Linked DNA regions of Homo sapiens: region 1 is linked to region 2. Evidence: chromatin contacts called from ENCODE Hi-C or POLR2A ChIA-PET data. All regions are on one chromosome and are shown on one strand. Each heading gives the region's core, a stretch centred on a gene start or an enhancer-like site at or near the end of the contact. The rest is flanking DNA. Distances are from core to core; before and after follow the strand shown.

Region 1 (4,447 bases), core at 1,781-4,280, 670 kb before region 2:
ATGGTTCTAGAACTCTGGGGTCAGGTGAGGGGGACCAAAAACTAAGACAAAGGCTGGGCACCGTGGCTCATGCCTATAATCCCAGCACTTTGGGAGGCCAAGGCAGGAGGATGGCTTGAGCCCAGGAGTTCAAGACCAGCCTGGGCAATACAGCAAGACCCCATTTCTAAAAAAAAAATAATAATAATCATTAGTCAGGTGTGGTAGAGCATGCCTGTATTCAGCTATTCAGGAGGCTGAGGTGGGAGGATTGCTTGAGTCCAGGAGTTCAAGGCTGCAGTGAGCTACGATCGCACCACTGTACTCCATCCAGCTTGGGTGACAGAAGAAGACCCTGTCCCCCCTCAAAAAAATAGTAATGATAAATAAGACAAATGGCTGGGCACAGTGACTCATGCCTGTAATCCCAGCACTTTGGGAGGTCGAGGCAGGCAGATCACCTGAGGTCAGGGGTTCGAGACCAGCCTGACCAACATGGAGAAACCCCATTTCTACTAAAAATACAAAATTATCCGGGTGTGGTGGCATATGCCTGTAATTCCAGCTACTTGGGAGGCTGAGGCAGGAGAATCGCTTGAACCTAGAAGGCGGAGGTTGTGGTGAGCTGAGATCGTGCCACTGCACTCCAGCCTGGGCAACAAGAGTGAAACTCCATCTCAAAATAAATAAATAAATAAGACAAAGAGCTGACCTAAGGCATCAAGGGATTAAGCACAACAACACCCCAGAAACTGGCCAGCAGGTTTGGAGTTGCTCTCCAAAAGCTGAGGAAGTCACACACCAGGGTAGCTTCAGACACATCTCTCTCTAGAGGCTGTGGAAGTGCAAACTGCCTACTGCAAGGAAATTTAACTCATAGGTATTTTCTTTAAAAAAAAAAATTGCACACTGGGTGTGGTAGATCATACTTGTAATCCCAGAACTTTAGGCGGCTGAGGCGGGAGGACTGCTTGAGCCCAGTAGTTCAAGACCAATCTGGGCAACATAGCAAGACCCCATCTCTACAAAAAATAAGCAAAAACTAGCTAGGTGTTGTTGCGCACACCTGTGGTCCCAGCTACTCAGGAGGCTGAGACAGGAGGACTGCTTGAGCCCAGCAGTTTGAGACCAGCCTTGGCAACATGAGACACACCCAAAAAAAAAAAAACAAAACCCAAGCAAGGTACACACCAGGGCAGCTTCAGACACAGCCCTCTCTAGAGGCTTCAGAAGTGTAAACTGCCTGCTGCAAGGGAATTTAACTCATAATTAAAAAAAAAAAAAAAAAGGCAAGGTGCCCAGGGTGGCTCAAACCTGGAATCCCAGCACTTTGAGCAGCTGAAGCAGGAGGACTGCCTAACCCTACGAGTTCAAAATCAGTCTGGGCAATATAGCAAGATCCTGTCTCTACGAAAAAACCAAACCAAAACCAAAAAAACTAGCCAGGTGTGGTGGTGCACCTGTAGTCCCAGCTACTCGGCAGAATGAAGCGGGACGATCGCCTGAGCCCAGGAGGTCGAGGCTGCAGCGAGCTATGACTGCACCACTGCACTCCAGCCTGGGAAACAGAGCGAGACTCTGTCTCAAAAAAAAAAAAAAGTAATGACAAATAAATAAAATAAGGCAAAGAGTGGACCTAAAGCACCAAGGGATTACAGACACCAGAAACTGGGCAGTGGGTTTGGAATTGCTCTCCAAAAGCCGAGGCGTGGTGCACAGTGCTCCCGCCTATAATCCCAGTACTTTGGGAGGGCGAAGCGGGAGCATCGCTTGGGTCCAGGAATTCAAGATCAGCCTGGGCCACATAGCAACGCCCTGTCTCTAAAAAAAAAAAATTAAATGGAAAAAAAAAAAAAAGCCAAGCAAGGCAGACAGCAGGGCAGCTTCAGACGCACCCCTCTCTGGAGGCTTCGGAAGTATAAACCGCCCTCTGCAAGGGAACTTACAGGTTTTTTAAAATGAAATAAAAAAAATAAAGAAAGAAATAAGAAAAAAAATACAAGAAGACCCCAGGCTTTCGTTTCCAGAGGACTAGCACCTGATTCCACCTGGAATGGAACAGGAGGCTCTTAAGGATTTGGGGGTGGAGGCGCCATGAGAATAGGGCTGGAAACGCAAAAGGAGGAAAGGCAGGTGCGCGTTTCCTATTTTTCCAGAAGGTAAAAATATCTACGACTGCCCCTGGGGTAAGCGGCTCCAGGATAAAGAGCCTTCCAAGCGCTTAAGAGAATGGACTCTCAGTCTATGGAGGCCTGGGGAGAGGATTCTCCAGCTCTGTGGCGGAGGCCATTGGGGCACGGCCCGGGAAGGCTCCTAGTGTCAGGGCCGGGAGGGTCGCGAGAGGGCCTATTCTTGGGTCAAGGAGAAACCTGTCAGAGCCTGGAAGAGTGACTTCTGGCCGAGCAGGGTTCAGGGAAGGTCCCCACCTCAGGTCCCTCGGGTGTCTCTGGCCACCCCACCTTCCACACAGGCGCCCGCCGCTGCCCTTCCGGGGGCGAAAGATTCCAGAAAAGCGCGGGAACGTACAAGACACGCTGTGCGCAAGCGCAATCCCAACGGCTCGCCCAGGGCCAGTAGCTATCGCGAGGTTTGGAAGTGTGCGAGCTGATGCGCGCCACGTTTGAGTCACGCCGCTCCACAGCCTCGTGTGGCCTCAAGCTCTCAGGCGTCCTGCCCTCTCACGTGGGCTTGGGCACGCGGGCGGCCCGCTTTAGCCCCGCCCCCACCCAGGTCCCACCCCCGCTACCCTCAATCTCCTACTCCATTGGGCGGGTTTTGGACCAGACTGCTAGTAACCCCTTTAATCTGGCTTCTCAATTGCCATAGGCTAGGTTCCACCCAGGCCCCGCCTTTTGAGCCGGATCGCCACGCCCCCGAGGGAGACCACGCCCCTATTTCACCAACCTCCTGAGTGCCAGCCGGGTCCCGCCCCCCTGCCGAGCTTCCGCGCTACATTGGCTTAATTTCTTCCTTGCCCCCGCCCCTGAAGCCGGCTCCGAGCCATTATTGGCGGGGCCCCGCCTCGGGCCCCGCCCCCTGTCCGGCTCCCCGCTCCCATTGTCTCGGCAGATGCCGCCTGGTCCAGCTATCGTGCTCGGTATTCAGTTTTCCGGAGCAGCGCTCTTTCTCTGGCCCGCGGAGCGGTCCCGCGGCCGAGTACCGGATTCCCGAGTTTGGGAGGCTCTGCTTTCCTCCTTAGGACCCACTTTGCCGTCCTGGGGTGGCTGCAGTTATGTCCGCGCTGCGACCTCTCCTGCTTCTGCTGCTGCCTCTGTGTCCCGGTCCTGGTCCCGGACCCGGGAGCGAGGCAAAGGTCACCCGGAGTTGTGCAGAGACCCGGCAGGTGCTGGGGGCCCGGGGATATAGCTTAAACCTAATCCCTCCCGCCCTGATCTCAGGTGAGGAGAAAGAGGAAGACTAGAGAATTGGGGGTGGGGGGCGGGGGCGGGGCCTCCTCATCTCACAATAACTCTCTTCCTTTTCAGAGTGACCGTTATACTAATCTTTTCATCCCACAGTAATGTCTGTTCTCCTCCTGTAACTTCCTTACCGGGATCACAATAACCCTCCTATGCAAAGAATAGCGCTCTTACTCCATCCCCACCCCAGGAATCCCCTCCTCCTAATTAACACCCCCTATGTGTTTCTTTCTTCACAGCCATGTTCTCCTCGCTGTTTCTATTAGCCCCTTCTATGAGAATACTTTATTGCTCACCAAGTAACCCCACCCTTCCAAGCCCCATTCTTCATCCCCTAGAAGCTGTTCTCCAAGTCCCTCGAGGTCTGGGGTGTGGACATTGGGGAGGGTCACCTGAGGACACTCTGACCACTGACTTGGCCCTCAGGGCAGCTGTTAAATAGATGATCCCGTGGCTAATGGGAGTGAACTTGGGATGGGTCAGGAGACAATAAGGTAGGGGATAGGTTCAGGTAGGGAAGAGGGTGCAGACAATAGAAAAGAGACCAGGCAGGTAGAAGAGAAGGCATAGTCCCCAGAGATAGGCGGGAAATGGAAGGGATTTTAGGATATCACTTCCCACCATTCCTTCACGTCTCCTCTGTCCAGGTGAGCACCTCCGGGTCTGTCCCCAGGAGTACACCTGCTGTTCCAGTGAGACAGAGCAGAGGCTGATCAGGGAGACTGAGGCCACCTTCCGAGGCCTGGTGGAGGACAGCGGCTCCTTTCTGGTTCACACACTGGCTGCCAGGCACAGAAAATTTGATGGTGAGGACCTGGGGTCCCCAAACTCAGCTTCACAGCTCCTCTCGGTGCTTAGGACCCCAGCAAGGCTCCTGTCCCCACTCCTTACTCCATCTGTGAAGACTCCATCCCCTCCCAGCCCGCCCACCCCCCAGACTCTGTCTCCAGGGCCCTGCCCTCCCCCATTCCCTGTCTGCCCCATCTCTGAGAGTTACTCAGTTTCTGATTCACTTGTCTTTTCTCTTCTCTCCCATCTCCTCCTGCCTC
Region 2 (4,344 bases), core at 422-2,921:
CTCCAGCACCAGCAGCTCCAGGATCTGCTCCTTCGTGTGCAGCTCGGGCCTCAGCCACTCACAGCAGAGCACCCGGAGTTGGCTGAGAGCCTCCCGGGGTCCTGAAGCCTCATGGTACTGGAAGTGCCTGAAGCGCTGGTAAAAAGTCTCAAACGTTGGCGGGTTGTACTCCTGCATCCAGGTGCAGTCTTCTTCTTCCACCTTCACTATGAAAAGGTCTTCCTGCTCCTGGGAAGTCTCAGCTGGGGGGTCTAAGTCTATAACTTCTCGGGATTCGGTCATTATCATTCCAACTCAGAGGGAAGTCTTCGAGGCTGGCTGTGTTACACTGAAACAATTGTTTTTCTGCTCTTTAATATCTTCTGAAGGACACTTTCAGTAGCATGCAACCTACTGATGTATTGGGCATCATTATTAGCAAAGACAGATGGCAAAGAGGTCATCTATACTAAAGACGACCACTCAACAAAGTAATTTACTTAAAAATAGGTACTACAAGGTAGCCATCACTTCACCCACAAAATGATAATAAGGAATAACCCCAACATTTTAAAAGTGTAAAAGAGAGCCATACAAATCTGACATCAGGCCCAACCTAAAACACAGTTTTAGAGTGAAGAACTTTACATTCCATATAAATAACGGGACGAGACTAACTAGTCCAGACGCAGCCGCTCTTTCTCTCTACCATAAGACGAACTTAAGTCGGAATAAGGGTGAAAATCATTATAATGGTCAAAACTGAGCCTGTTCTCTAAGCTACAAGAGCTTGACAGGCCAAGGGGAGACTCCATCGGTCCCAAAGAGAAGCAGCGTTTATAAGGTACAGATCTGGACCTGGATTCCTCAGAATGGCCCCTGACCCCGAGATACAGAGACTGTGGCCCGGTCAAGGTTAGGGACAGGACCCCCGTCCAGTCACGAAGCCCCTGCCCCCTCCCCTCAAGGCCCCACTCTAGGGGAGCTCTCCTGGAACATCAAGCTCCCCGCAGCCGAGGCTGGGAAGATGCGGTTCTTCCCACGGAGAGAAACCGAAGCCGACACTCCCCAACACTTCCTCGCCGGAAGTAACCAAGTCCAATCTTGCCCTGTCCAACGGGGTTAAACCGTTAGATCCCACCCCCCCCCGAAAGCACTTCCGCGTCCTCTCTAGGAATCCCGGAGGACCTCACCTCGCACGGGGGGCGGACCAATCGGCGGGGAGATGGGACGCGGGCCCCGAGTCCCAGCCCACCCTCAGTGACTCGGACGTCTCCAGGGCCCCCGAAGCCGCTCGCACAGCATCACCAAAGCGGGGAGGCAAACGGAGCCACTCTCTCCCCTGCTCCATCCCAAAGCCATTCAAACAGCCCAAGCTCCTCCCCTTTCCGTGGGGCGGGGAAGGGGGCGGGGCCTCCAGAGTTGGGCTGAGGTTGCTCGTGTCTGATTGGCCGGGGAGCTTGCGCCTTCCCCCACCCCCAACGCTCTGCGCCCCGATTTGAAGTAGGTCTGTACCTTGCTGACAGCCCGCAAACCTCGCTTATGTTGAATTTGGGGCCCTTAGGTTTTCTTCACCCGCATCCTCGCTACTCTCACCACCCACTTTCCAAACAAACCCACCTCTTGACCACCGCAGTCGGCTCAGAAGGCCGACATCTTCAACGTCACACCCGCGAGTCGCAGGGGCCAGCTGTTCCCGGAACTACATCTCCCAGGAGGTGGCGCGCGGGACTCGCCGGTTGGCCAATGGGGGGCGGCTCTCTTTGCAGCCTCGGTCTCGCGAGCCTATCAGAAGGTGGCAGGGCCCGGAGTCGTGTCCTCGGGAGCCAAGGCTGGAAGGCTGGGAGTGGGCGGAGGGAGCGGGGCATCCCTTTGAAGAGAGGGGCGTTGCTTACGCAGGGCTTCCCTGGCCAAGGGGGTCTCGTCCTTAATGATACCTCTCTTCAGCCAGGCGCGGGGTCCCACGCTTGTAAGCCTAGCTAGTGGACAGGCTGAAGAAGCAGGATCGCTTGAGCCCAAGAGTTCGAGACCAGCTCGGGCAACATAGCGAGACCCCTGTCTATTAGAAATACCCTCCCTTGGCCGGGCTCGGTGACTCACACCTGTAATGCCAGCACTTTGGGAGGCCGAGGTGGGTGGATCACCTGAGGCCAGGAGTTCGAGACCAGCCTGGCCAACATGGTGAAACCCCGTCTCTACTAAAAATACAAAAACTTAGCTGGGCGTGGTGGCGCGAGCCTGTAATCTCAGCCACTTGGGAGGCTGAGGCAGGAGAATCACTTGGACCCGGGAGGCTGAGGATGCAGTGAGCCGGGATCGCACCATTGCACTCCAGCCTGGGCAACATAGTGAGACCCCATCTCTTAGTAATAATCTCCCGTTTTTGTTTTGTTTTGTTTTGTTTTTTGAGACGGAGTCTCGTTGTCCCCCAGGCTGGAGTGCAATGGCACGATCTCGGCTCACTGTAACCTCTGCTCCCAGGTTCGGGCAATTCTCCTGCCTCAGCCTTTCGAGTAGCTGGGATTACAGGCACACTCACCACGCCCGGCTTATTTTGTATTTTTAGTAGAGACGGGGTTTCCCCATGTTGGCCAGGCTGGTCTCGAACTCCTGACCTCAGGTGATGCGCCCGCATCGACCTCCCAGTGCTCTCCTTTTCATATGGTGCTTTATAGTTTCCAGGCCCCAGCCCTCCCCTCCCCCTACGCCCCGCGCAGTTTACAAAGTTGATGGGCAGGCAGGAGAAGAGTTACTGTTGCCACTGTTTTACAGGCGCGAAGGAAGGAACTGCTGTGAAATTGCAGCATCTGCAAAAAGATGAGAAGATATTTAGAAGTTAAAGGTCTCTTTTCAGGGAGCCCAAAATCTTGCATTTTAAGTAGCTTCCTATCTAGGACCAAACCCCCGGTGAATGTTTGCAATGCCCGTATTTTGTGTGTTAGTGAGTTGGTATAGAATTTTGCACCTATGGCTTAATTTTGTTGCTCGTATAAAGTTGTTTAATGTCTATGAAAGTTGTTCCAGATGGGCATGGTGGCTCACGCCTGTAATCCCAACATTTTGGGAGGCCGAGGTGAGAGGATCACTAGAATCCAGGAGTTGAAGACCAGCCTGGCCTTTTTACCCCGTCTCTACAAAAAATAAAATAAAATTAGCTAGGCATGGTGGCACATGCCTATAGTCTCAGCTACTCAGCAGGCTGAGACTGGAGGATCACTTGAATTCAAGAGGTTGAGGCTGCAGTGAGTTATGATTGTGCCATTGCACTTCAGCACCTCAGTGACAGAGACACCCCGTCTCAAAAAAAAAAATGTTTGGTGGATACCCATTCTTTTCTAATATATTTACCTCCATTTAAATGATTTATTTATTTGTTTGTTTATCTATTTATTTTTTTGAGACGGAATCTCACTCTGTCGCCCAGGCTGGAGTGCCGTGGCATGATCTCGGCTCACTGCAACCTCCGCCTCCCGGGTTCAAGCGATTCTCCTGCCTCAGCCTCCTGAGTAGCTGGGATTACAGGTGTGTGCCACCACACCTGGATAACTTTTTGTATTTTTAGTAGAGATGGGGTTTCACCGTGTTACCCAGGATGGTCTCCATCTCCTGACCTCGTGATCTGCCTGCTTCGGCCTCCCAAAGTGCTGGGATTACAGGCGTGAGCCACCGCAACCGGTTTGAATTATTTATAAACACCTTTTGCATTTCAATAATTTATTTCTTAAATAGATAACACATTTGCATGAGTCAAAATTCAATAAGGCACTTAAGGTCTTCCTCTCATTCTCATTCTACATTCATTTTTCTCTCTAGAGATAGCCAAGATGACTAGTTTCCTTTTTTTTTTTTTTTTTTTTTTTTTTTGAGATGGTTTTGCTGGTTGCCTAGGCTGGAGTGAATGGCACGATCTTGGCTTAGTGAACCTCTGCCTCCTGGGTTCAAGTGATTCTCCTGCCTCAGCCTCCCGAGTAGCTGCGATTACAGGCATGCGCCACCATGCCCGGCTAATTTTGTATTTTTTAGTAGAGACGAAGTTTCTCCATGTTGGTCAGGCTGGTCTTGAACTCCCGACCTCAGGTGATCCCCTCGCCTCGGCCTCCCAAAGTGCTGGGATTACAGGCGTGAGCCACCGCACCTGGCTCCATAAGAGATATTTTTATGTCTAGTTATTAAACACACCTGGATTGATAAATAGTGTTCGGTTTGTTTGGGCGTGGGGTGGGGAGGGGGATTGCTTGAACCCAGGAGGCAGAGGTTGCAGTGAGCCGAGGTCAGGAAATCAAGACCATCCTGGCTAACATGGTGAAACCCCGTCTCTACTAAAAATACAAAAAATTAGCTGGGTGTGGTGGCACGCGCCTGTAA

The links. A loop is a pair of places that touch in the nucleus more often than their neighbours do. ChIA-PET counts read pairs that join two places held with the same protein, here RNA polymerase II (POLR2A). Pooled maps may share reads with other maps.
Region 1: a pooled map shows a loop between it and region 2 (7-fold over the local background). The contact joins the promoter of GPC2 here to the promoter of ZKSCAN5 in region 2. A Hi-C loop is called at or near these places in 1 of 37 single-sample maps with no recorded cell type and 4 of 50 pooled maps. POLR2A ChIA-PET finds 5 or more read pairs at or near these places in 2 of 52 experiments (CD4-positive, alpha-beta T cell and HEK293).

Annotation. Positions count from the first base shown.
Region 1 is chr7:100,175,964-100,180,410 of GRCh38, reverse strand. GPC2 (glypican 2) reads left to right here and starts at 3,030. Exons shown (of 10, transcript NM_152742.3): 1 at 3,030-3,377; 2 at 4,046-4,204. The coding sequence starts at 3,212. It overlaps STAG3 (STAG3 cohesin complex component), which reads right to left and starts at 2,493. Exons shown (of 34, transcript NM_001282717.2): 1 at 2,406-2,493. RefSeq lists silencers at 2,719-2,768, 2,949-3,068.
Region 2 is chr7:99,501,989-99,506,332 of GRCh38, reverse strand. ZKSCAN5 (zinc finger with KRAB and SCAN domains 5) reads right to left here and starts at 1,671. Exons shown (of 7, transcript NM_145102.4): 1 at 1,600-1,671; 2 at 1-328. The coding sequence starts at 288. RefSeq lists enhancers at 1,005-1,084, 1,465-1,644, 2,035-2,084.